Regions from separate parts of the Homo sapiens genome. Here regions 1, 2, 4 and 5 are each linked to region 3. A link is a contact called in ENCODE Hi-C data. All regions are on one chromosome and are shown on one strand. The core of a region is the stretch at or near the end of the contact, and the rest is flanking DNA. Distances in the headings are between cores, read along the strand shown.

Region 1 (5,431 bases), core at 607-3,106, 640 kb before region 3:
AAACCTCTTCCCTCACCTAGCTTTGCCAGGTTCAGTGTGAGATTCCATCCAGGCTGAAGCCCCTTATCCCTATTCTTCATGTTTCTACATGGAGGAACTTACCTGGAGAAAAACTTCCAGCCTCTTTCTGCTTCCAGAGAAGTAGAGTGACTCATTTGATTGAATTTCAGAGAACAGATAGGGTGGAGTGTGCTCAGGCTCCTCTGGGTACTCTTTCTGGGGTCTGTGGGTTGACTGGAGGGGTGTCTTCTGGTGGGCACTCAATTGCATAGTGCTTGGTGAGGCAGTTTCATGGCCTAGAGGCTGGGGGATATGTTTGTCTGACTTAACGGGTGATTTAGTAGCTTGCCCTCTTGCTTGCAGATTTAAGCCTTGTCCTTCAAGCTAGGTTTTTAATTTGTGGCAAAGCTGATATTTTGATACCCACCCATCTTATTGCTGTGTCTTTTTCATCCGTTTCTGAACTGGGATAGGAAGAGGTGATTATCCTTGATTGTCTAAAACCCCGCTATTCCACTGTGGGGAAGGTGCCTGTGGGTATTCTTTTGTCCACTCTCTCTTCCAACTTTCTCCTCCGGCTTGCTGTGGCTCACCGCCCCTTCGAAGTTAGGCTGGGGGTAGGAATTGAGGAGTGGGTGCCGAAATGCTCACTAGGCTGGGGCAGTTGTAACTGGATGTCAGGGCTTCTGTGGGCCAGGTGAAGACATGCTGGGGTCTTCTGTGGGTCCTTGACCTGACTTACGGACCACTGGCTGCAGCCTCCAGACGTCAGCCATGTTTCCAACAGTCAGACGCCCCCTGCCCTGTTGCGCCCGGCTGTCCCTTCCAAGTTCGGTCACTCGCTCTGCCTCCATCTTCCTCTTCCCTCTGCTGCTAAGGCTTTTCACCTTTAATTTCTCCTGGGGCCACCCCCAACTCCAGCGACCCCGTGAGCAGCTGAGGCTCTACCGCGCTCGGTCCTGGCCAGCGACGCAGCCCTTCCCTGGCGGGGCTCCAGGGCTTCTGGCCCCTGTGGTCCGCCAGGTGTGGGGGCCCACGGCCTCACCGCGCCTACCCCACTCCCCCCGGCGAAGCTACGCGGCGCTCAGCTTCCCAGGGACGCCGGCGGCGCCCTCGGCTCCTCCGCTCCGCCCCGCCCTCCCCCTGGTCTCGCACTGGAGCCGACGGCCCGCGCCCACCTCACCTCAGGGCGGCCTCCCGCCCCCACCCCCGGCCCCGGCGTCCGGGCAAATCCTGCAGCGCGAGAGCAATTCCCTGCCACCCGACCTTCGCACTCGCTGTCGCTCGCTCGAGCCTCGCTCCCCACGTCCTTCCTTCCGACCCGCGGCTGGACCCTCCTCACAAATTTCTCAGAGAGGCTCACCTCAAAGCGCGGCGCACGAGGCCGGGCTCCCGGGACGCAAGCCTCTAGAGGGCGCGCGAGAGGCCCCGCCCCCGCCCTTCGGCCCCACCCACCAGCCCCGCCCCCACCCGCACCCACCAGGCCCCGCCCCCACCTCCCCACCCACCAGCCCCGCCCCCACCTCCCCACCCACCAGCCCCGCCCCTCATGCCCCGCCAATAAGGCCCCACCCGCCTCCCCCGTCCCGTCGCCTTCACCCACCATCCCCGCTCCCTCAGGCCCCGCCCCACGCCGCATGGGGCACCAAGCGCTCCACCACTGTGGTCGCCTGGCACACCCCGGGGTCACGCTCGCGGCGCTCTGATTGGTTGCGTGGGCGTCGGCCCACCTAAGCCTGAGCGCCTGCCGAGGCCTGCGCCTGCGTAGTGCGCGCGGGAGGGGCGGGAGGGGCGGGAGGGGCGGGAGGGGCGGGGCTGGGCGGCAGGTCCCGGGTGCGGACATCTGGCAGCTGGCAGTGGGCGGCGTAGAGCACTGCAGCAGCAATGACGGAGGGCACGTGAGTCCCCTCGCCCCGGGCTCCTGACGAATGCGGGGTGGTCCTAGGTGCTGAGGAGAGCGCGACTGGGGCAGTGGGCCGGCGGCCGGCGTTGGGGCGGGGCCTGGGTCGCTGATGGCCGGTGGTCCTCAGGTGTCTGCGGCGCCGAGGGGGCCCCTACAAGACCGAGCCCGCCACCGACCTCGGCCGCTGGCGACTCAACTGCGAGAGGGGCCGGCAGACGTGGACCTACCTGCAGGACGAGCGCGCCGGCCGCGAGCAGACCGGCCTGGAAGCCTACGCCCTGGGGCTGGACACCGTAAGTTGCTTCCGCGGAGCGTCAGCGAGCTCGGGACCCTGAGGGGTGAGCCGTGAGGAGCACGTTTTCTCTCAGAAAGGCGGGTGGGAGGACCCGGCCAGCGACGCCCATCCCCAAGGCGAGCGCCCACGGGAACTGCGTTCGCGGGCCCCTCCGCTTCAGCCCCTTCATCTCTAAACCACGCATAGGAGACTCCTAATGTTTTATTTTTTAGCACCTTATTTTGAGATAATTTTTGACTTATAGGAGAGTTGCAAAGATAGTTGTAACTTTGTTTTTATTCACAAAAAGTGTTTGGATCCACTGTCTTAGTTGTGTGCATTGTAAGAGATTTTGGTCGTCAGAGTCTGCAGTGTAAACAGGGTCTCCTGCCGAGCCCCGGCCACCGAGGGAAAGGCTGTGCCGCCCCTTGGGCCCTCTTTGAGAGGCCCGAGTCCCAGGCCCAGGTCGGCACCCGTGCCCCACCCTACAGTCTGGGTGCCTGGTTTATTCCAGACATCTTGGAGAAGTTGTGAAGAATACATGACTGGCAAATAAAGCAACGAAAATGTGCAGCTGTTCTTTTACTTTGCTGAGGTGTGATGCTCTCATCAAAGAGTTTCAGACTTTTGATGGAAACAGCTGAAACTTTTAAAGTAATTTACATTCACTGTTTTGACTTGGGCTGTATGTGAAGAGGGTTCCTCTGGCCGGGCAACAGTCCCGTCAGCTATCTCTTTTTTTTTTTTTCGATCTCTTTGCAGAAGAATTACTTTAAGGACTTGCCCAAAGCCCACACCGCCTTTGAGGGGGCTCTGAACGGGATGACATTTTACGTGGGGCTGCAGGCTGAGGATGGGCACTGGACGGGTGATTATGGTGGCCCACTTTTCCTCCTGCCAGGTAGGAGTATGCTGCCCCAGCCTGATGGTATGGCCACCCTGGATCACCCTTGGGATCCTGGCCCAGCCTGGTCTAGGGTTTTGATGAAGCAGGTGAAAATCCAGGGGCTCACAAGAAAAGGGCTGGCAAACTCTGCCCTATGTCAGAGTCGTCCTGCTATTGGTCTAGGGGATCAGCTAGCCTTGCCAGTGTAGGGTGACAGGCTCTCTGATAAGAGAAGCAAGTGGTTCTCTAGGGCTCTGTGTTGCCTTGAGGGAGGAGGAAGGTGGGCTTTGAAGTCTCAGTACAGGATGGGATGGACATTCCAGGTGGAAGGCCCAGCCTATGCCAAGGGGCTGTAGGTGGGCAGAGTGGTGGGTGGGGAGCTGATATCTGCTGTGAACTTCCTCGGGGCTATTGCAGGAGAGCTTCAGGTTCAGGCTGGTGAGTAGGAGGAGCATAGCAGTTGGACTGCCTGGGTATTGAACTGATTTGGCTACACAAGACTATTTTGCATCCTGGGAGTGTTTCTCTACAGAAATCCTCAGCCTTGTAAAATGGGAAATTCCCTCCTATGAATTTATGCAATAGGACTTTTTTCCCTAGTGACTTGTAATCACATTGTTTCAATGACGTGAATTCCTACATAAATAGGTTTTGTTTCTGTGATAACTCTTACTGATACATCATTTTCTTTTACTACGCTGACTTTGTAATAGATAGAAAGTCCTTATATACCTTTGTTGCCTTTCTTTTTAAAACATCTCTTACCTGTGTCTATTCATTTACTCATCCAAATTGCCTTTATCCTGATTTTGTCCCAGACTTGAAATGAAGTTGCAATAGGCTTATATGTTAGTTTGGGAAGAGTTGGCCTTTAACGTTAAAAACAGTTCCATGGTGTTTACTGTAGGCCAAGCCCTGCTCAAGGCCTGTTCTTCTTTTAGTCCTTAGAATAAGCCTAATGAGATACATTAGAAAGCTGAGGCACATTTATTCCAGGTAACCAGACTAGCAGGAGGAGCACTGGGATCCCCATCTCTGCTTTGACTTCTAGCCCTGCTGCCACCTGGACTGTACAGCATTGAGTTTTTCTGTCCTGGGATTTGAGGGCCTGTCCTTAGGGGAAGTCAAGGTGCTCTTCTTCCCTTGGCCCCATCAGGGCCTGTTTAGACTGTTCTCAGGGCTCGTGGTAAGGCAATGACATAGAGTTGGTCAGGAGATGGGTCAGCCCCACTTTGCCTCTGTAGCCTGACCTGTGACAGGATTGGAATCAGGTTTGGTCATGTGCACAGTGTCAGGCATGCAGTGGTGCTTGGTCAGTGGGGATTACTGTGTTGTTTGTTCTTGCTGCTTTGGCTCTGGGCTTAGCTGGCTGGGACCCTTCCTGTGGGCTGGCTGTGAGTTGGAGTTTTTTTGTATTTTTTTTTTTTTTTTGAGACAGCGTTCGCTCTTGTTCCCCAGGCTGGAGTGCAATGGCACAATTTTGGCTCGTTGCAGCCTCTGCCTCCTGGGTCCAAGTGATTCTCCTGCCTCAGCCTCCTGTAGGGTCCAGCCCCACAGGGTCGGTAGGTTTTTCTCCCTGTGTGCGGAGATGAGAGATTGTAGAAATAAAGACACAAGACAGAGAGATGAAAGAAAAGACAGCTGGGCCCGGGGGACCACTACCACCAAGACGTGGAAACCGGTAGTGGCCCTGAATGCCAGGCTGCGCTGATATTTATTGGATACAAGACAAAGGGGCAGGGTAAGGAGTGTGAGCCATCTCCAATGATAGGTAAGGTCACATGGGTCACGTGTCCACTGGACAGTGGGCTCTTCCCTGCCTGGCAGCCGAGGCAGAGAGTGGGAGAGAGAGAGAGAGAGACAGCTTATGCCATTATTTCTGCATATCAGAGACTTTTAGTACTTTCACTAATTTTGCTACTGTTATCTAAAAGGCAGAGCCAGGTGTACAGGGTGGAACATGAAAGTGGACTAGGAGCGTGACCACTGAAGCACAGCATCACAGGGAGATGGTTAGGCCTCCGGATAACTGCGGGTGGGCCTGACTGATGTCAGGCCGTCCACAAGAGGTGGAGGAGTAGAGTCTTCTCTAAACTCCCCCGGGGAAAGGGAGATTCCCTTTCCCGGTATGCTAAGTAGCGGGTGTTTTTCCTTGACACTGACGCTACCGCTAGACCACGGTTGGGTCCGCTTGGCAACGGGCCTCTTCCCAGATGCTGGCGTTACCGCTAGACCAAGGAGCCCTCTAGTGGCCTTGTCCGGGCTTAACAGAAGGCTCTCACTCTTGTCTTCTGGTCACTTCTCACTATGTCTCTTCAGCTCCTATCTCTGTATGGCCTGGTTTTTCCTAGGTTATGATTGTAGAGCG
Region 2 (5,156 bases), core at 1,122-3,621, 670 kb after region 3:
GTGGGGGCAGGGTTGGGAGGAGACCAGAGTTGGGTTGCAGGGGAATTTGCAGGCAGGTTGGAGGGTGGGCGGGAGAGGGAAGTGTGGTGAGTGACTGGGAGGGAGCAGCGGTTCCCGGGTGGCCCCAGGGTCCTCGTGGGGGTGCTCTCCAGGCAGGAAGGGACTTTCTGCCACTTGGACATCTCCCTGTGGGGCCAGACCCCAGGGGTCTCCAGGGCTGGTTAGACTCCTTTCTCATCCCTTATGAACCTCACTGACCTGACTCTTCCCTTGGTGCTGCCAAAATATTGCAGCTCCCCAAGCACCTCTGTGAAGTGAGCCTGGAACCACCCTCTCCCCACTGGCCCTCTCCATCCTTAGCATCTTTCTTGACCTTCAAACCCTGCTCCTATGGGGTCTCCTCCGTGGAAACTTCCAGAATCCCACCTGTCACAGAGAGACCTCCTTCCCAAGCTCTGGGGTTGTGTGTTATGGGGGTGGAAGCTGGGCGAAGGGAAGCTGGGGGGCCCAGGCCAGTGTCCAGGATGGGAGGGCAGGAGAGCAGCCCTCAGGCTCTGAATCTCCTTCCCCATCTATGCTCACCGGCTGCCCCCGCTGCCTCCACGTGTGGACGCTGGGGGTCCCTCTCATCTGCCTTGTGTCATGGCTGACATGCTTGTCTCCTGAACTCGATGGTCTGTTCTGGAGCTCAGGGTCGGGCAGCCTCAGAGCACGCAGGTCTGCCAGGCAAGCACAGGGAAAGGCTCAACCAACCAACCCCTGATGACAGCAGGTAGTTTTCTGGAATACATAAGTGAAAGTGACTGCAAATGGAATTTCTGGGCTGACTGGAGGGAAAAGATTGTTCCCAGAATCCTGCTCCAGTCCTGCTCACTCACGCCTGGCTTCAGAACCTAGCTTGGTGATTCAGCAGATGAGAAACCCTGAGCAGTTGTACCCAGACATGCGGCCAGTTTCGCCCACCTGACTCCCTCGGCTCTTAGGGACGGACTCCTCAGTCCTAGCTTGGGATCAACATCTACTCTTTCCTGTGGCTGCTTGGCTGGAGGGCCCTGGGAAGCAGCCCGGCGTGGCCCCACGGATGCCGGTTGCCGGTGCTGCTACATTTCCTTCTGCGGTCGCCATTTCCTCATCAAAGCAAGAGGGCAGGGCAGCAGGCCTCCCGGCTCCGTGGAGCCTGTGATTTTTCACTCCGTGCAGCCACACCTGATATTTTTACACTAAACGCACCAATTACTCACTTGTCTCCACAAAGAAAAACGTGCACAGCCTCTGACTTCCAGCCTTGTGCAACAGGCACATCAGATGGGGGATAGTAAGATGAGTGCTGAGTGAGTCCCCGGAATGGAGGTCTGGGTCCCCCCATAGCAAGGTCACGGCTCTGGGAAGCCCCACGGTCCCTAGCCCCTCCCCTTCACTCCCTCCACCAGCCTTTATTTAATTAATTAATTAATTTATTTATTTATTGTATATATATTTTTTGAGACGGAGTCTCGCTCTGTTGTCCAGGCTGGAGTGCAGTGGCACGATCTTGGCTCACTGCAAGCTCCGCCTCCCAGGTTCACACCATTTTCCTGCCTCAGCCTCCCAAGTAGCTGGGACTACAGGCACCCGCCACCATGCCCAGCTAATTTTATTTTTATTGATTTATTTTTGTTGTTGTTGTATTTTTAGTAGAGACGAGGTTTCACCATGTTAGCCAGGATGGTCTCGAACTCCTGACCTCGTGATCCACCCGCCTCGGCCTCCAAAAGTGCTGGGATTACAGGCGTGAGCCCCCGCGCCCGGCCTCTAACAGCTGTTTTAATGCTCCGTGTGATCATTTCAGCATTGGGATTATCTCGGAGTTGGCATCTATTAGTTATCTTTTCTCTTACAAGTTCTCAAGGTTTTCTTTGTTGCTGTTTGAGTACTTTTGGGTTGTATCATGGACATTTTGAATATTATTTAATAAGACTCTGGATTCTACTAAAATCCTCTGGACAACAATGATCTTTTTGTTTTGCTAGCAGTCAGTCTGGTTAGGGTTAGACCACAAGTCCAGACCTGCCTCTTGTGGGCTGTGGTTCTCATGTGAGTTCAGTTTTTATTTTTTCTTTTCTTTTTCCTTCCTTCCTTCCTTCCTTCCTTCCTTCCTTCCTTCCTTCCTTCCTTCCTTCCTTCCCTCCCTCCCTCCCTTCCTTCTTCCTTTCTTTCTTTCTGACAGGATCTTACTCTGTCACCCAGGCTGGAGTGCAGTGGTGTGATCTTGGCTCACCATAGCCTTGGCAACGTAGCGAGACCTAGTCTCTATTAAAAAAAGAAAGAAAGAAACAACAGCAACAAAAAGAAAATTTACGGAATTGTGCAATCATCACCACAATCTAATTTCAGAGCATTTCCACCCCCTGAAAGATCCTTCTGCTCATTTGCAGTCACTTCCTCCTAGCTCCTTTAAAAAAAAAAAAAAGATATAAACTATTTTAAGAATACAGAACAGCATGGAGAGCACTAGTACCAATCCCCAAACAGCTACCTCTCATCTTACCAAATCTTAACATGTTGCCTGACTTGCCCAGAACTTTTTCTTCCTTTTTAGTAAAGAAAACTCTACAATAGAACTTTGAAGCCCTCTGCTTCCATCTCCCAGGCCCGTAGCCTTCTCTGTCTTCAGGGGTAACCACTGTCCTGCTCTAGGGGTGTGTGGGTCTGCAGGGACGAGGTGCATGTTATTCTTCAATGCCTCCTTCTACATTTTGCTTTTCAGAAGAATCTCAGTGTTACGGATCTGTGGGTCACGAGGCTTCAGAGCAGCACTTCAAGGGCTCTTATTCATTACCCCGTAGCGTGAGTGTGGCACCATGGATGTATGTGATCTAGGCTATATTTGGGTCCACTTTTCAGGAGTGCTGTTTTTTTTCTTTCATGCCATCCTTTGGACAGCATCTAATTTCATTCAATTGTGTCCGTGAATTTGGCCTCCTTATGGTCTTTGTGCTTTAGAATATGTGGTTATTTCCCTTGTGGTCTAGTAATTATGTGTTTATCATTGTCCCACTTTGTAACATAATTGTGTTTAAGTTGGAGACGAATGGTTACGTTCCTCAAATTCTCTACCTGCCAAATTTGCATTTCTATTTGATTTTTTCTTGTTTGTTTGTTGTTGTTTTTGTTTTTGAGTAAGAGTTTCCTTCTCATCACCCAGGCTGGAATGCAGTGGCACAATCTCGGCTCACTGCAACCTCTGCCTCCTAGGTTTGAGTGATTCTCCTGCCTCAGCCTCCCAAGTAGCTGGGATTACAGGCATGCGCCACCATGCCCAGCTAATTTTTGTATTTTTAGTAGAGACAGGGTTTTGCCATGTTGGCCAGGCTGGTCTTGAACTCCTAACCTCAGGTGATCCGCTCACATCAGCCTCCCAAAGTGCTGGGATTGCAGGTGTGAGCCACCGCGACTGGCCTGATGTGTTTATTTCTGAGAGAGATCTGTTAGAGATATTTGCTGTTTGGGGCTGTGTCAGTTTGCTTATATATTTGTCAGTCTTTGTTTTATATATTTTGAAGTTCGGCACACAAAGGATTATGGCTGCTGAACTGTCTGTGGATTCTGACTCTCATTGGCTACATCTTCCTTTGTCCATTTGATGCATTTTGCTTTGATTTCTATCTTTTTGATGTTACACGATATCTTCGTTAGTATTTTCTAGCACATACGTGTATTTTCCGTTTCTTTATTTTCAGCCTTCAGTGTTCTCTTTTAACAGTTTATCTGATAGAGAGCCTTTCTTACACTTTTTACTTTTTAATTGTGATAAAATATACATAACATAAATTCACCATTTTAACCATTTGAAGTTATGCATTTCCGTGGCATTAAGGACACTTAGTACTGTGCAACCATCACCACCAACTTCTCCAAAACCATTTCATCTTGCAAAACGGGAACTTTATACCCGCGAAATAATAACTTTACACTTCCTTGAAATGTTTTTTTAATCTTACTACAAAAAATTTCACACATCTACAGAAGTAGAGAGAATAGATTAGTGAAGCCCCATGTCCCCAACAGTGGCTTCAAAAATAATCAACTCACAGGTGATCTTGTTGTATCAACACCTCTCCCGACTCTCCCCCAACCCAACCCACCCCTCTTTATTGGGAAATAAATCTGAAACATTATACTGCACCATCTGCAAATATTTCAACATGTAACTCTAAAAGATGGGGACTTTTTAACATAACCACAAACCATTGTCACACTTAAAACAATTAACAATGATTTTAAAATATGGTCCATGCATTGCAATTGGTTCTATTAAGAGATTAAATCTCTTAATCTAAAGGGTCTCTCTCCCTTCGTCTCTCCTCTTGTACTGTGCTGTTTGCCTTGTGAGGGTTTCTTCAGCCTGGATTTTGCTAATTGCATCCCTACGATGTCATCTAACACACCCTCCTGATGCTTCTTTGTAGATCTAAAAAGTTCGACCTGATTCAGGCTCAATAGTAACATTTGTTCTTTCTATTTTTCTTGATTTCTATTGTTATTTCATCAAGACTAATTCATTAAAGGTGTGTGCATAACGTCTGCTGCGTCCGTGACGTTCGCAGCGAGGGTCATTGCTTACTTTAAGTCATCAGCGGGTGTAGTAGAATGGTATTCTCTTTCTGTCCTTCTTCATTATTTTCTAGGCTAAGTCTGTAATGAGAAGATACCCTTGACAGAGAACATTTCATTGGAACTTGTTTTGTCTCTTTATTTCTAAAACCCAACGCAAGACCTTGTTGATTTAAAACAAGAAAATGTAACCCATTCACAGGTGCTGTGATTCCTGATGGGTTTGAAATTATTCCCAATGTTTTATTGTTTGGTTTTTATTTACCTTTCTTGTTTGTTCTATTTTCCCTTACTTTTTTCTTTTAAAGGATTTGCCTTTTTTTTTTTTTTTTTTTCTCAGTTACCCAGACTGGAGTGCAGTGGTGTAAGCATGGTTCACCGTAGCCTCAACCTCTTGGGCTCAAGCAATTCTCCCACCTCAGCCTCCCAAGTAGCCTGGACCATATCGCGTGCTACCATGCCTGGCGAATTCTTAGAAAATTTTTTTGTAGAGATGAGGGTCTGGGTCTCCAAATGTTGCCTAGGCTGGTCTCGAACTCCTGGGCTCAAGTGATCCTCCCACC
Region 3 (4,983 bases), core at 1,602-4,101:
TGTCCGGGCCGCCGCGTTCAAAGGGCAGGACATAGTAGCTTCTGCTCAAATTAGAATGATCTGTCTCGTCAAGCGGAAGATGGTTGTTGAGACTTTGTGTCTTTAAAGTATTGCCTAAAAAAGCAAGATTAAATGAACGCATGAATGCTTGTGCAATACGGCAGGAAAATCCCGGGGGTCTGCCTGGACTGCTCGCCCCAACCCTCTCTACGCGTGGGTTCTGCTGCAACATCGAGGAGAGAGCAGGGGGTGCTCATCTCCAGGCCATCGGCAAAGATGTCAGACTGTACTTGTCCCACAGGCCTGGCCGGCAACAGCAGGGTCTCCCCCAAGTGGGGCTTGCCAGCCGCACTGCTGCATGTGGCTTTGGGAGGGCCTGCGGGAGCCTGCTGGTCCCCATGGGCCTGGCAAGCATCTGCCCTGGTAGACTGAAGTGCCCCCAGGCCCTGTGGTTAGTGGAAGCCTGCTGGCCCCTGGAAGATCTGGGAGAGGAGAGCTGGACAGCTCACCCACCACGGCCAGCATGAAAGGCAGCTAGTAAGCCCCCCTGCGCTGTCAGCCTCTGCTCAGAAGTCTCTGGAGTGGTGTCCAGGTGCTGAGGGGGTGCACTGATGCTGCACTGATGCTCAGCCAGGAGCAACTGGAGCAGAAAGCAGCAGTCATGGGAAGATGCCTCAGATCACACACATGCACATGTGCACACACATGCACAGATACATGCAGACAGACGGACACATGCACAGATGCACATGTGCAGACGCACATGTAGATGTGAGCACACACATGCAAAGACACACACACCAGGCACATGCACACATGCACACAGGAGCGACTGAAACTTACAATAAAGCACGAACAAGTCTACGGTTCCATAGGCGTAGCTCTGTTCCAGCAGACGCTGACCAACTCTCCCATTAAAAACACAACACAAGCTAGAAAAAACTATCTTAAAATGTCTGTTCGAAATCAATGAAGAACTCCTAAAGCAGTGACAATTTTGGGGGCCAAGGTCTGAAAGACGGGGAAAGTAAGGATGATGGGCTGATGCTTGGGGCGGCGTGGATCCGGGCTGACCAATAACTGGGGAAGCAAAAGCTGAGCTGAGCCATGGGAGCCGGACTCAGCTCTCAGCACTCATGGGGCCAAAGGAAACAAAGGGGCCCCGAGAAGCCCCTCAGCTGTTGGTGGGAACCCTGAAGGGGAATCAGCCTGACCCCACCCTCCCAGAGTCTGCAGTTGGGTCACAAGGGCCTCCCTCCCTGGGTGACCACAGGAGCGAGCGCCACTCGGCTCCCTGGAGACGGCACCACTGGTGGCCTGAGACCTGTCCTATGAACATCTGTCACTCAACCAAAAATGCCAAGGGTACAAGATGAAAATCAACCAAAAAAGGTGAAGGAGAAGAAGCAATGCAGAGAAGCTGCAGAGGAGTGGAGGGAGGTGGCCCCAGGCAGGCAGGGGAGTGGGAGGGAGGTGACCCCAGGCAGGCAGGGGAGTGGGAGGGAGGTGACCCCAGGCAGGCAAGGGAGTGGAGGAAGGTGACCCTGGATGAGCAGTGGAGTGGAGGGAGGTGGCCCCAGGCAGGCAGGGGAGTGGGAGGGAGGTGACCCCGGACGGGCCGGGGAGTGACCACCCAGAGACCGGCACCCATGATGAGGGGCTCTTAGGGTGGAAAGGAAATGACCCCCCAGGGTGGGGTGGGAGCTTGGGGATAAAGGAAGGAACGCAGACCCGGGAAAGGGAAGTGAATAAAGAGACGCATACATGGTAGAAAATAATGATAATGTGTCCGGCACGGGGGCTCACACCTGCAATTTCAGCACTTTAGGAGGCAGAGGCAGGAGGATCACTTGAGCCCAGGAGTTTGAGACCAGCCTGGGCAACACAGCAAGACGCTGTCTCTACCAAAAATTTTAAAAAATTAGACTGCATGGTTGTGTATGCCTGTAGTACTGGCTACTGGGGAGGCTGAGGTGGGAGGATTGGTAGAGCCTGGGAGTTGGAGACTGCAGTGACCTGTGACGGTGCCACTGCACTCCAGCCTGGGTGACAGAGCAAGACCCGAAAAAATGAAAAAGAAAATAATAACAATAGTGATTTCCAGAGTTTGACATGCAAGTAGAGTTAAAATACATAAGAACAACAGAACAAAGGGTGGGATGGAATAAAGGGGTGATGTAAATCTTTGGTGGTCTGGTAAGAGATAGCAGGAAGAATTTACACTGGACTTTAACATGGATAACTACTGAATGAACAGTAATTCATAACTGGCAGGCTAAGAGAGGATAAACATGGAATAAAAAATAATCGAAGCCACGAGGAGAAGAAGGAACAGGGAACAAGTAGGAAAAACAGAAAACAATTCATAATGCCAGAATTCAAACGCAGATAATGGAATCAAAACAAAAGAACCAGAAAGTTCAATTCAAAGATAAAGATACACTGGATCCTGCAGGAGACACACCCTCAATGTAAGGCCACAGAAAGATAAATGGAAAGGGAGGTCTGGAAAGCTGGGGTGGCTGCATTAACACCAAGCAGAGGAACCACGGGCAAGGAGCTCAGCAGACCAGGGTCAGCTGGTGGCATGGGGCCCAGCCCACGGGAAGATGCCAGCCTCAAACTACAGAAAACAAAGTTGCAGAGTCCAAGAAAGAAGAAGAGAAATCCACAATCATATAGAAAAATTTAAAACATCTCCTGGTCACCAATAAAGCATGTGTATTAGTCCCTTTTCATGCCGCTGACAAAGACATACCCGAGATTGGGAAGAAAAAAAGGTTTAATTGGACTTACAGTTCCACATGGCTGGGGAGGCCTCAGAATCATGGCGGCAGCAAGAGAAAATGAGGAAGAAGCAAAAGCAGAAACCCCTGATAGGCCCATCAGATCTCGTGAGATTTATTCACTCTGGCGAGAATAGCACAGGAAAGACCGGTCCCCGTGATTCAATTACCTCCCCCTGGGTCCCTCCCACAACACGTGGGAATTCTGGGAGATACAATTCAAGTTGGGATTTAGGTGGGGACACAGCCAAACCATATCAGCATGCAAGGAAAATACTAGCAAGAGTACGCAGTATTTGAATCAATCACCTCACTGATGTTTAAATCACTGCACGTGACAGGCGCATCCCAGGGCAGAGCAGCCGCCAGTGCTGAAATGACGGGGCCATGGGGTGATGGGACCGTGGGGCGACGGGGCTGTGGGGCGACGAGGCCGTGGGGCGACGGGGCCGTGGGGTGATGGGGCCGTGGAGTGATGGCGCCATGGGGCTTCTTGGGGGTACACCCTATGTAACTGGAGAGGATGAAGTGAAGTTACAAAGTCATTTACTTGGCCCATGCCCTATGGAGAGGATATTTCCTGTGGTAGCTGAAGTGTGAACTGCCTTATGCTCCCTGCCTCCAGACCCAATTTTCCTGCCTCAACAGGCGCAGGTTTCCCTGTCAGCCCGCTCTGCACTCCTGCACTCCTATCTGATCACCGGGTGTTATCTTTAAATCACTGTCAGATTTGTGTAGTGATTTCTGTAAGTTTAGATTTTTGCACCCTTGTTCCCAAGCAAAATTGGCTGATGATTTTCTTGTGCTGTTGACGGGGCCCCCGTTTGACCTCATCCAGACCCTATGGACGGGTGGCCATAGGCGGGCCACGGTTGACTGACGGAAATGTGGACGCATTGTTTTCCTCTATTTCAAGCACTGTCATCGTGAACATCCTTGTGCATGTGTGTGTTGTATGTCCACCTGGTGTATTGTGTGTGTGTTACCGAGAATTCTGTGTTCGGATGGATTTTTTAACCGACAAGATCCACAGAGCCAGAGCTCTGAACCAGCAATCTGGGTTCTTGTGACAGTGAGCAAAGAACTGCAAACACCAAAATGTAAGCTTAAAACAAGGTTGATTGAAATTTCCAGTAATACTGTCTCAGAGGGTGTGCAGGCTGATTTCTGAGAAGTGACATCAGCACCTGGTTACAGAGCTCAAGGTGCTTCTGTGGGGTGTGAGAAGTAGCTGAGGTTTGGGCTGAGTGACAGGCTGATGTCATTTGGCAGCTTATGGTGACACAGCTAAAATTAAACTGTGCATATTTTTACCCATAATTCATTAAGAAAAGCCCAGTGTGGGGGGGCCACATGTAAATGTTATTACAGTTTTAGGTCACTGGGCACATGCTGCTCTAGGGATTTCTACCTGTGCCCTGGTTTCCCCTTCCACAGGACATGCTGGCCACAGGTTTCACTTCAAACTCCGTCCCTCATGGTGGAGTTAGGGCGGGCTCGGGGCTGAACTTAGGTGGGCCAGGGGCTTAATGACAGCTTCTCTGTTCTCCTTTTTACCCTCTCCCAGCTGCTGATGTGTGTCTAACTACCTAACACGTCTATGTGGTGTGTTTTTTTGTGTGTGGGTGGTGTGCATGGTATGTGTGTCTATGTGGAGTGTTTTGTGTGTGTGGTTTGTGTGTGATTTGTGTGTCGACATGGAGTGTTTTGTGTGTGTGTGGTGTGCGTGGTGTGTGTGCCTATGTGGCATGTTGTGTGTGTGTGGTTTGTGCGTGAGTTGTGTGTCGATGTGGAGTGTTTTGTGTGTGTGGTGTGCGTGTTGTGTGTGTCTATGTGGCCTGTTGTGTGTGTGGCTGGTGCGTGATTTGTGCATATGGTGTGTTGTGTGTATGTATGTGTGCGTGGTTTGTGTGTCTATGTGGAGTGTGGGTGTGGTATGCATGGTGTGTATGTGGTGTGTTGTGGGTATGTATGCGTGTGTGTGGTTTGTGCATAGTGTGCATGGTTTGTGTGTCTATGAGGTGTGTGTGTGTGGTTTGTGTGTGGTGTATCTATGTGGCATCTTGTATGTGTGTGGTGTGTGTCTCTATGTGATGTGTTTTGTGTGTGTGGTGTGATGGTGTGTCTATGTGGCGTGGTGTATCTGTGTATCTGTGTGTATGTCTGTGGAGTGTTGCATGTGTGTGTGGTTTGTGCA
Region 4 (5,001 bases), core at 1,482-3,981, 780 kb after region 3:
ATTCTTGTATTTTTAGTAGAGATGGGGTTTCACCATGTTGCTCAGGCTGGTCTCAAACTCCTGACCTCAGGTGATCCGCCTGCCTCAGCCTCCCAAAGTGCTGGGATTACAAGCGTGAGCCACCGTGCCTGGCCTCAGAGATATTTTCTCCAATTCTGTCTTTGATTTTGTCCTGGTTTCCTTTTTTCCACCTTCTCCTGCAGCTCCTGTCAGGTGGACGTAGCCCTTCCTGTACTGATGCCCGGTGTCTCGGCCTTCCAACCTTCCCTCTCTCTTTTCTTTTTTTTTGAAATGGAGTCTCACCCTGTTGCCCAGGCTGGAGTGCAGCGGCACGATCTTAGCTCACTGCAACCTCTGCCTCCTGGGTTTAAGCGATTCTCCTGCCTCAGCCTCCCAAGCAGCTGGGATTACAGGCATGCGCCACCAGGCCCGGCTAATTTTTTTGTGGAGACGGGGTTTCACCATGTTGACCAGGCTGGTCTCGAACTCCTGACCTTGTAATCCACCAGCCTCAGCATCCCAAAGTGCTGGGATTACAGGCATGAGCCACCCAGCCCAGCCCTGACCTTTCCTCTCTTAACTTCTCCATCATGGGAGAGTCCTGTGACTTTGTCTCGCAGTTCTTTGCGTCCTCAGCCAGGACCCCTCTCCTAGTCACATGTGGGTCGAGCTTTCATGTCAGCAATGCTGTTACTCATTTGCCAGTTCCCTGCCTTCTCATGAGTCTTCTTGTTGGGACCATCGCCAGGTGTGGCGACCCTCCGGAGGGGCTCTGGCCATTTGGGTTCTTTACCCTGTGCTCGTGGTAGGCCACGGTTTTTCCTGAGCTCTGGTTCCTCCGTCCATTCGATCCCCTTTGGCTGTGTCCTTCAGAAACCTCTTGGCGTTCGGTCCACCAGCGGTGTCCTTTGTGTCCCCACAGCTGCGACAGAGCCTTTTTGCATCTTTGCTGTCACATGAAGGATTCGGGGCAGGTCACAGTGTGGGAGACAGACACAGCATGAATTGAATTCAGACCACCATTGTCTTATAGCCTGGCTTTTTAAAACCTAATGTCATCTGAGCCTCTTTTTCCCTTATCCATGACTGTAGTCACGCATCACTTCGTGACACAGCAACTGGCGTAATTTCGAGCGGTAACACATTTGGGTTCTGTGTCTCATGATTTCTAAGCTGCGTGTTTCTCACTTCCACAACACTGAAGCGGGCTGCCGTCATCCACAGCCTGCCGGAGTTTAGTGTGTCTGTGCTACCTACGGTCGTGTTGTTTTATGATTAACGGTGTCTTGGAGTCGATAACTCTCTGAACCCTGCCTGCCCTAGGGCACTTCCAGGGCCAGCAATCTGTGGGCTCTGAGGCGCCACGTCCCCTCGGAAGGGGCTGGTTGCGGAGCCCCCTCCCAGGACCGTCTGAGCTGGCCACCCACCTCCACATCCTCTGCTGAGGCCCTGGGCTCCAGGTTCCAGAAGGAAGGGACCACACCTTATGACCTGCCTGGGACTGGGGCTGACTCTCAGACCCTCTCCCCGAAAGACTTCAGCAGCCTTCCCCCTCCTAAGTGGGGGCTCTAGCCAAGAAAGTGAATTTTTGAGTAGAAGACGGTTTGTGAAGTTATGGTCCATGAAGACTTGTCTCCATGGCTTTGCGACGTTGCTCAGTTGGCTGAGCCTTTCCCAGGCAGGACAGAAACGGCTCAGACGCTTAGGTTCAAATCCAGGCCCTGCCATTTCCCAGCTGAGCCTGAAGTGCGGCCTCCCCCGCCTTCGGCCGGGCTCACCATCAGATGAGACCTCCGCCACGCCCCGGCTGGCACCACCCGGGCACTCCTGAGGGACGCAGGGGTGTCCGCCCTCAGGTCCGTTCCATCCGAGGCCCTGGGATCACAGACATGGAGGCCGGGGCGGGCCAGGCACCCCAGGAATGGCGCCCGCAAGTCCGGGGAGGCCGTCCTGCCGGCCCAGCGCGTTTCCCGCGTCCACGAGGTCCCCGTTCCGCCGGCACTGGCGGCGTCCAGCCTGGGTTTGCCCGCGCTCGCCGACGTGGCGGCCTGGCCAAGCTCGGCGCCGCTCACCAGCGCTGACCTGGGGGTGGTTTGACCTCCCAGTGCCTCAGTTTCTTCACAGGTAAAACGGGTCTTCTTGAGGACGGGTGTGGAGGGCCCGGGGCAGCCCCGTAGGAGCGTTGGCCAAAGGAGCCCGGCCTGGGGCTGACAGGAAACCGCGGCGGCAGGGAGGCGGGTGGCGCCCCCAATCGTCTAGGGTGCTGGCCCGATTCGCGCGGCCCCCGCGGACGGGACCCCGCGGGCCGCCTTCTCCGCTCTGTCCGCGGCTCCTGAGAGGGAACGTCACCCCCAGCGTCCTCCCTCCTCCGCCCCAGGTCCCTGCGGCCATGGGCGGCGGCCCCGGCCTCACTTCCCGGCGCCCCAGGAACGCGGCCCCCAGGAAAGGAGTCGGGGCCCGGGCGACGCGGGGAGGCGGGCAAGGGTCCCCAGGGCCCGGGCTCCCCGTAAACGCTCCTGGCCCGCGCCCCACAGCGCCCTAGGGCTTCCGCGCCCGACGGGGTCGCGCGGGACCCGCCCCGTGACGCATCTCCAACCGCCCAGAGCCGCGGCCCGGCCTGCGCGCGCCCGACGCCCCGGGGAGCGCGCCTCGTGAACGCGCGCAGCCACGTGACCCCCGTGCCGGCCAACGGGTGCGCCGGGATTTGGGGGATAAAGCGCGGCCCCGCGCACAGTTGCGGCGGGAGAGCGGCGGGGCCGAGAGCGTGACTCGCCCGCTCCGCGCTGCTTCCCCCGCGCCGCCTCCCCGCGCCGCTCGCGCAGCCATGTCCGAGGAGAAGCCCAAGGTAAGCGCGGCGACCCCGCCTGCACGCGCGTCTATCGCGGGCGTCCCGCCCCCAGCCCGGCTCCGCCCCCACCCCGACTCCGCCCCGCGTCCCGCCCCTGACAGGCTCCGCCCCTCCCCGCCCTCTAGAGCCCCGCCCCTAAGTGGGCCCGCCCAAGGTGCGCCCCCTCTGCCCCCGCGAAGCGCGCTGTGCCGCGAGCTCCGCCCCCTCCGGGCCTGGCCACGCCTCCGCTCCACGCCCGTCTCCTCCCCAGCTGGGAAGGCGCGCGCCCAGCGCCTCCTTGAGCGCCCGGTGTCGGGCCCCGCGCTGCTGCTCCTGCAGAGCGCGGCGCCCTCGGATCCCGCCCCAGCAGTGTCCCCGAAGCGTCTTTGCGTGCTCCTCTCCTGAGTCATTGCTGGTTGGGGTCGCCCTCTCCCCCGGCATCGCCCTGGGTGCGGGATCCTGTGTCGAGTGCACGGAGTCGGCTCGGGAACAAGCGTCTGGGGTTACCCCCAAGGGGCGCGCTCTGAGGGGCCTGGCCCCTGTGAGCAGCACTGCCGTCCTTCCAGGGCGCCCATCGCGACCCCGGTATTCACCCACTTCTCCGCATCGTGTCCCGGCCATCGCGTCCCCCAGTGTGCGCCCACCCCTCTCCTTCGTGTCTCCCCAATCGTGCCCTCAGTGTGCACCTACTCCCACCCATCGCGCCCCGTGTGCACCCACCGCCTCCATCGCGTCCCCCGGTGTGCGCCCACCCCTCCCCATCGCGCCCCCCGGTGTACGCCCACGCCTCCCCATCACGCCCCCCATGGTGTGTACCCACTCCTCCCCATCATGCCACCTGGTGTGCGCCCACCCGTCCCCATCATCGCGTCCCTGGTGTGCGCCCACCCCTCCCTATTGCGTCGCCCTCTCCATCACACCCCCAGTGTGTGCTCACCCCTCCCCGTCGCGTCCCCCAGTGTGCGCCCACCCCTATCCATCGCGTCCCCCTTTCCATCACACCCCCAGTGTGCGTCCACCCCTCCCCATCACCCCCTCCACGATGTGCGCCCACCCCTCCCCATCACGCCCCCTATAGTGTGTGCCCACCCCTCCCTATCACGCCCCACGGTGTGCGCCCACTTCTCTGCATTGCGCCTCCCCCACCATGCGCGCCCACCCCTCCTTATCCAGCCTTGGGTGGGCTTTAGTCTCCCCCATTGCCATGCTGGGGTGTGCCTCCCTCCAGTCTCAGTCCTGGGGTATGCACCCTGCATTCAGGTGCACTGGCCATTCCTTCTCGGGAGGGTCTGTAGTCGCATTCTCCAGTGTTCATAAAAAGAGAACCTTTCCGAAGCCCTTGGTGTGCACTGTCGGCCTCTATGTTACATCCCAGTGGAAGATGACTAGAGCTGAAGGCTCTGTAAAGAGGCTGTCTCTGATACTGGCCTGGTCCTGGAGGTGACCACCCTCCCTTTACAGATGAGGGTGGAGGCTCAGTGCCAGACACTGGCGGGAAGTGGGATGGAACCGTCAGGAACCATGGTCGCGGCCTCTATGGAAGTCTGCACTCTGCTTGCTGTGGTCAGACTCCAGGGAAACCTGCCCTATCCAGATGGCATTTGGGGTGACCTTTGCTTTTTACATTTTGACTCCAGTGAAGTCAAAGTTCTCCCACTCTGGGGTTGTTTGAATATTTAAATACTTGTTAAAACTAGGTCAAATATAAATGTCCTTTATGTTTTTGTAGGTGGCTTCCTCTTAATGAAGAGTAAATGTAATAAAATACATATGATATTAATTTTCTCAGCAGTATTTACACTTAGCTCTGCCATGTGGTCAATCTCAGGCTCCAGTTCCGTTGAAAACACTTGTTTAATTCCAGAATGACTGAGTGGCTGCCACCTCACAGGCCCCGCTTCTGGTGGGTCCCCTCTGAGCCCATGTGGGAGCAGCTCTGCCCTCTGGGGCTCTGACGAAGGGGAAGAGGTGGACTCTGGGGCCCGGTGGTGCTGGAAAGAAGAGCTTTTAGGTCAGGCAGGAGAATGGTTCTGACTTCCCTGGATAGCTGAGGTGGAGGATTGACTGTAGCAAACTGAGGCCCATGTTTTTAGGGCTTCACTTTTTAACTCACGAGTTCACTTGCTTATTAGGAATTCACCAGGGGTCTGGGACAGATCGTCATTCTGTTTGGA
Region 5 (5,641 bases), core at 698-3,197, 730 kb before region 3:
AAAATAAAACTTTAAAAAAAATTTGTATAAAAGATTGATAGCTTAATCAAGGCATATTTAAGTTTTAAAATGATATAAAAGCTAAATCTCTCCCTTCTTGCCCCAATTTTCCCCCAACTGAAGAAATATATAGCCCAGCCAAAACTTCCTAGCCATAGATTCTGAGACAAGATACAGAAATAGCAAAAAATTAATTAAGCCAGGTCAATCTCACATCTTCCTTTATGGAATCAGATGTTCTATTTTTCATGACACAGCTCACCAAAGCACCAGGGACATCCACAGAGCATCGCCCATCAGAAGGCACAGCCTAGCTCTGCTCAGTCCTCAAATCCGAGAGTTTGAGACTATGTGCGAGCCTCATCTCCCGCTAACGTCTTACTCAAGAGGTATGCGATCGATCCCACATCAGCCTTTCACGGGGAGACATCTGTTCCCTCAAAAGACAACTGTGGCCACAAAAACAAACGCATGGAACACACATTTGTGTAAATGATAACACAAGTACACAAGCTCATGGACCCAGAAAAATTACACAAGGCCATTTACACAAGAAAATGGTCTCTCAAGGAAATATTTCCTTCAAAGTCAACCTCATGTCGTTTATTTTCATGTCCTCCTCCACCACACCTATCCATGTCGGGATATAGCACAGACCTGGTCTGCGGCCTGCGTCGCCCTACAGGCGGCGTCTTGTCCCTCCCTCCCCCCTCCACCCTCCTGGGAGCTCTGCTCCTGTTCGCAGCTCCCTGCAGGCTCCGGGCTCCCCTTCCCCTCCTGCCCGCCTCAGCCCTTCCCCGGCCTAGCCCCGCGTCCCCTGTCCGCCGTGCCCGGGAGCCCCGCTCTTCCCCAGCACCCCAGCCAGAACATCCTGGGGGGGAGCGGCGCGCACCTCGCAGAGGCCGGCCTGCTCCCGCGGTTCCGCCTCGCGCTTTCGGGACTCCCTTTCTCCTGCCCCCGAGTCATGGGCTCTGCGCGCTTTATTCCCACGAAACCTAGGACAGTGGCCATCAAACCGAGCGCTTTTTCACGGAGAAACCCGGGGCGGGAGAAAGACGGGAGCGCGTCCCTTGAAGGCGCCCGGCGCCAGCGCCGCGTGGGTTCCCGGCAGCGTACGCCAGGCCCGGACGGGCAGGACGCGAGCCCAAGGGCGCGGGAAGAAGACGGCGGCCGGGAGCGCCGCGGGGGCCTTTCACACAGTAAGGACTGCAACGCCGCGAGAAACGCGCGGGGAAAGCATCTCCGACGGACGAGGCGAAGGCGCACCCTGGGGAGGCGCTGCAGGCCACCCGCGCCACGCCCCCGGCCCCGGCCGCGCAGGAAACTGGCCCTAGACCAAGCAGCCACCCGAATACCGGCCGCCCGCCCCAGGCCACCCGGTCCCGGAGGACGCGGGAGCCACTGGAAGATCCAGCCTGGGGTCCAGCGCCTGCCGCGCCCCACCCCCTCCGTGCAGCCACGCCACGCCCCTGTAGCCCCGCCCTGCAGCCACACCCCGCCCCGGCGTGCACCGCGCCCAGCCCGCGCCCCACCCCCCCCGACGCAGGCGCAGCCCCGCCCCGGCCCGCCCGAGAGGCGCCGCGCGTCCCGGCCGCTGATTGGCTGTGGCCGCGGCGGGGGCGGGACCTGGCGGAGAGCGGCGGATTCAAGATGGCGGCGGCCAGGAGGCGGCTTCCAGCGGAGCCGGCGGGAAAAAGCGAGACCTCCGCGGCGGCTTCCGCCGGACCGCGTCCTCTCCTGGCAGGGGGCGGTGGCGGGCACCGGAGCCGCCCTTAGGACTTCACGCCAGAGCAGCTAGAGAAGAAGCCCCTAATGTTTACCTTCGTCCTCCCGGCCTCCACCTTTCTGCGCCGCTGCTCTTGCTCAACTTCCATCTCCCTCAGACTCCGCGCGGGCCGCCCGGCGGTGACGGGGCTGACACAGAGCAGCCTTCGCTCTATTTACACTCCCTCCCCCGCGCTTGGGCTCGCCCTCCCCCCGCGACAACTGTCACGCAGCCGCGGCCCCGCCCCCGACACGCGCCGCCAATCAGGGGGCTGCGTTTCCGGTCTCGCGCACGCGCGCTCTGGGCGGTGCAGCCTGGGCGGAGCCCCGCCCTTTACGCTCGCCGGCCACAGATTGGTGCGCTCACGTACCCGCCTCCTACGGCAGGACCAGTAAGCGGAAAGCGGAGGCCTGGCGCCCGCTGTGATTGGCCGATTTTAAAATCCCCTGCCAGGCTGGCCGAGCGGCAAAAAGTTCGCGCTGCTGGTCCCGCGCGGGCGGCCCCTGGGCTTTGTGTCCACCAGGACAGCGGGCCGGGCTCCCTGCAGGCGCGGGCGGCGCCGAACGGTGCTCAGCAACCACCCGGACAGGGCCAGGCCGTTTTCTCCCGCTCAGGCATTAGTCGTTGGCTGTGGGCCGCCGCGGGAAGTTGAGGCCTACCACGGAGGAGGCTGCTGAGGTGGATCTCAGGGGATCCGCAAGGGCTCCCTCACCCTTGCCGGGACCCTGGGAACCCGAAACAAAATCCTACGCCACCAGCCCGCCGAATGCGCCCCCTCGGCCGGGGGTCCTGGGTCTTCAGAGAAGAACTCGGCCGAATGCGGTCAGAAAGCCCGCGAACCGCCTGGACCTGCAGGCCCCGCCGCTTGGAGCTCCCGCCTTTCCCGACCGAGCCCGTGTCTGCTCGTGTGTCTCACTGATGTCTTAGGTCTCAAAAAAAAAAGAAAAGAAAAGGTTTTTAGTAGACAGAAGAGAAATGGGGCCGTGGGTTCGTGGTCCCAGGGGGAAACTGACGTCGCATGAGGTCGTCGTCCCTCAGCTTGAGCTCAGCGGAACATAAGCTTGCAGAGGTGGAAACCACGGAAGGTTTGGGTGTCTTGGAGCTCTCTGGACACCGAAGCCCGGACACAGTCCCGGGGTCCGCACCGCCTGTGACCTGTGGCGGGACCGCCGGGGTGGGCGTTTTCTCAGCTGGCGCGCGCGTAGGTGGAACTTGGGAAACTAACTGGAGCGAAGTGGCAAAAAACCAAGACAGGGCCGGTGACCTCGCGCAGGCCGTCCTTAACTGTGGAGTATTCCTTCAGCTAACCCCTTTATTTCATGTGTCCAAGTCTGGTTTCTGGGTTTCTTTGTAGTCCTCCGGGCCTGTTCGTGCGCCTTCACTTGCAAAAGGTTCGTCGTGGAGGGCCGTGTGCTTGTTTGCAGCAGTAACGATGCCCTTCCCGAGCGTGCTGGAGTGGCTCCTCGCTGACGCAAGCTCACCTTGCAGCCTCCTCAGCAACTGCAACTTAAACGCGCCCTCAGGAAGCCCTGGAATCTCGCTCAGAATTTTTTTTCTTTTTTTGAGACAGTCTCGCTGCGACGCCCAGGCTATAGCGCAATGGCGCGATCTCGGCTCCCTGCAACCTCCCTCAGGAAGCCGTGGAAGCTCGACCGCCAGAAACTTCCTTCTCCTGACTCAGGCCACAGTCTTCTGTGTGGTGAGCGGGGTGTCCAGCGGTCTCCTGGTTCCCAGACTCGGAATTGGGTGGTTTGAGCAAACTCTGGGCAGTGGGCTCATTAGAGCAGGGGCCAGGCAGGCAACACAGCCAAGCGAGCAGGGGCTGCACCCACAGGATCACACTTTCCAGGAACAGAGACCCAGACCGCGCCTGAATCTCACAACTGTTACGTGTTACAATACATTTACAACTGTGGGACTGAGGGGATGTGCCCAGGTTTGCCTAGACTGTGTTCCTCAGAACCCCAGAGTCGTTTCTGTGGACATCCTAGAGAGGTTCTGCTAATGTTGGACTTGGGTCTTATTTCAGTTCTTTTTTCTTTTCTTTTTTATAGGCAGGGTCTCAGTCTGTCACACAGGCTAGAGTGCAGTGGTGAGACCACCGCTCATTGCAGCCTCAACTTCCCCGGGCTCAGGTGATTCTCCATGTCAGCCTCCTGAGCAGCTGGAATTACAGGCACACCACCATGCCCAGCTAATTTTTGTATTTTTAGTAGACACAGGGTCTCACTGTGTTGCCCAGGCTGGTCTTGAACTCCTGGGCTCAAGTGATCCACCTGCCTTGGCCTCTCAAAGTGCTGGAGTTACAGGCATGAGCAACCTCGCCCAGCCTCAATTCATTTTAAACTATTAAAAAGCTGTCAAGGCCAGGCAACCACTGCACTCCAACCTGGGTGACAGACTGAGACCCTAACTCAAAAAAAAAAAAAAAAAAAAGCTGCCCAGATAAATTTTGTAGATACTCACCCTCAAGGAGGGAAACGTAACTCCCCTCTCCTTAAGTGTAGACCACACATAGCCACTTCCTCCCAAAGAGTGCAATAAAGAAAAGGAGGGAAAGAGCCACTTTATTGTGGAGAAAACTGGCAGACTCCACCTCAGCCAAGTGACGCAGGTCAGCCTCACAGTTATAGTCGAGGTGACAGTGTGTGTCCCTGATGTGATGGGGTGACAGTGGCACTTCACCCCTAGATGCTTCCTTTCTGTAACCTGCAGTCCCAGTCTAACCAGGAGATAATAGACACATTTTAATTGAGGGACATTCTTCAAAATATCTGCCCAGTACTCTTCGAAACTGTCAAGGTCATCAAAAACGAGGAAAGTCTGAGAAGGAGCCTAAAGACACATAACTCAATGTAATGGGGTGTTCTGATGGATACCACATTAGGGACATGAGGCAAACCTAAGGAAACTGTCAAAGTGTGGACTTCAGTTACTTGTGTCTCAATATTGGTTCATTAATCATAACAAATGGGCCAGGTGCACTGGCTTTCACTCAAAAATTAGCTGGGCATGATGGCACGTACCTGTAGTCCCAGCTACTCGAGAGGCTGAGGCAGAAGAATCGCTTGAAACTGGGAAGCAGAGGTTGCAGTGAGCCAAGATTGCACCATTGCACTCTAGCCTGGGCGTCGCAGCGAGACTCTGTCTCAAAAAAAATATATATATATATAACATATGTAGCACACTAAGGTAAGATGTTAATAAGAGGGGAAGCCACACATGTGGTATGTGGGATCTCCATGTACTATCTTCTCAATTACTCTAAATCTAAAACTGTTCTTAAAAACCCTATTTAAAAAAAAAGTCTGACAAATCCATGCCCTCTGGAGCATGTTATGTATACTACTAGAGATCCCGAGGAGGCAATTCTTAGTGCTTCCCATTCACTTGGCAGTCACAGCTGTGGGCACACAGGCTCAAGTCTCTCCTTAAGTCAGTCAGTATTACAAACCATACATAATAGTATACTTGACCACTGCATAAATGTTATAAACATTCCACATCAAGAGAAAGAGGAGAGGAAAAAAAGTTAACCAGTTCAACGAAAAGGAGAATCTGGCAAGGAAGCATCTCTGATGTGGGCAGAGCCTGCAGCAGCAGATGTGGAGGGCTTCTCACAAGTGACAGCAAGACTGTCTGTAAAACGGCCACTTTGACCTGGTGGTGTTCTGCTCTTTTCATGGCCATAGAGTACTCTGGTAAGGACTGATAGTAAGAGTGTCTTGTTTATGTCTTTATCTGGGTGGGTGCAGTATCTACTGATGAGGAAACATCTGGTCCCTGTTGGCCTGATACCCTTTTTTTTTTTTTTTTTTTTTTTTTGAGGTGGAGTTACACTCTTGTTGCCCAGGATGGAGTGCAGTAGTGGTGCCA

Evidence for each region. A loop is a pair of places that touch in the nucleus more often than their neighbours do. Pooled maps may share reads with other maps.
Region 1: a loop to region 3 is called in a pooled map, with 8 times the contacts of the local background. The contact joins the promoter of LSS here to the promoter of LINC01694 in region 3. A Hi-C loop is called at or near these places in 1 of 37 single-sample maps with no recorded cell type and 6 of 50 pooled maps.
Region 2: a loop to region 3 is called in a pooled map, with 5 times the contacts of the local background. The contact joins the enhancer-like site here to the promoter of LINC01694 in region 3. A Hi-C loop is called at or near these places in 1 of 168 maps with a recorded cell type or tissue (ovary), 1 of 37 single-sample maps with no recorded cell type and 5 of 50 pooled maps.
Region 4: a loop to region 3 is called in a map of naive thymus-derived CD4-positive, alpha-beta T cell, with 31 times the contacts of the local background. The contact joins the promoter of SUMO3 here to the promoter of LINC01694 in region 3. A Hi-C loop is called at or near these places in 1 of 168 maps with a recorded cell type or tissue (naive thymus-derived CD4-positive, alpha-beta T cell), 4 of 37 single-sample maps with no recorded cell type and 9 of 50 pooled maps.
Region 5: a loop to region 3 is called in a map of naive thymus-derived CD4-positive, alpha-beta T cell, with 12 times the contacts of the local background. The contact joins the promoter of PCNT here to the promoter of LINC01694 in region 3. A Hi-C loop is called at or near these places in 1 of 168 maps with a recorded cell type or tissue (naive thymus-derived CD4-positive, alpha-beta T cell), 2 of 37 single-sample maps with no recorded cell type and 6 of 50 pooled maps.

What each region holds. Positions count from the first base shown.
Region 1 is chr21:46,225,199-46,230,629 of GRCh38, reverse strand. It overlaps LSS (lanosterol synthase), which reads left to right and starts at 1,856. Exons shown (of 22, transcript NM_002340.6): 1 at 1,856-1,898; 2 at 2,031-2,196; 3 at 2,940-3,078. The coding sequence starts at 1,885. It overlaps MCM3AP-AS1 (MCM3AP antisense RNA 1), which reads right to left and starts at 1,399. Exons shown (of 4, transcript NR_110565.1): 1 at 1,364-1,399; 2 at 103-303. RefSeq lists silencers at 1,052-1,491, 1,552-1,811, 1,822-1,991, 2,052-2,101 and enhancers at 1,521-1,815, 2,532-2,601.
Region 2 is chr21:44,922,431-44,927,586 of GRCh38, reverse strand. ITGB2-AS1 (ITGB2 antisense RNA 1) reads right to left here. Exons shown (of 3, transcript NR_038316.1): 2 at 583-719. It also overlaps a transcript of ITGB2 not described here. Among named protein-coding and RNA genes, the nearest start is that of ITGB2-AS1, 4.0 kb to the right of the region's middle. RefSeq lists enhancers at 1-457, 1-689, 690-1,579. Within about 2 kb of position 2,371, at least 7 of the 41 ENCODE cell types and tissues checked have a DNase peak (open chromatin) inside an H3K27ac peak, as active enhancers do.
Region 3 is chr21:45,591,522-45,596,504 of GRCh38, reverse strand. It overlaps LINC01694 (long intergenic non-protein coding RNA 1694), which reads right to left and starts at 2,851. Exons shown (of 2, transcript NR_146912.1): 1 at 2,797-2,851; 2 at 1-114. The region is part of intron 1 of LOC107985485 (a long non-coding RNA gene); the gene reads left to right. RefSeq lists an enhancer at 295-796.
Region 4 is chr21:44,815,792-44,820,792 of GRCh38, reverse strand. It overlaps SUMO3 (small ubiquitin like modifier 3), which reads left to right and starts at 2,731. Exons shown (of 4, transcript NM_006936.3): 1 at 2,731-2,845. The coding sequence starts at 2,825. RefSeq lists silencers at 2,120-2,219, 2,240-2,819, 3,000-3,199 and an enhancer at 4,879-5,001.
Region 5 is chr21:46,320,462-46,326,102 of GRCh38, reverse strand. It overlaps PCNT (pericentrin), which reads right to left and starts at 1,947. Exons shown (of 47, transcript NM_006031.6): 1 at 1,821-1,947. The coding sequence starts at 1,874. C21orf58 (chromosome 21 open reading frame 58) reads left to right here and starts at 2,233. Exons shown (of 8, transcript NM_058180.5): 1 at 2,233-3,464. The coding sequence starts at 3,365. RefSeq lists silencers at 1,155-1,614, 1,885-2,214, 4,696-4,958 and an enhancer at 2,565-2,704.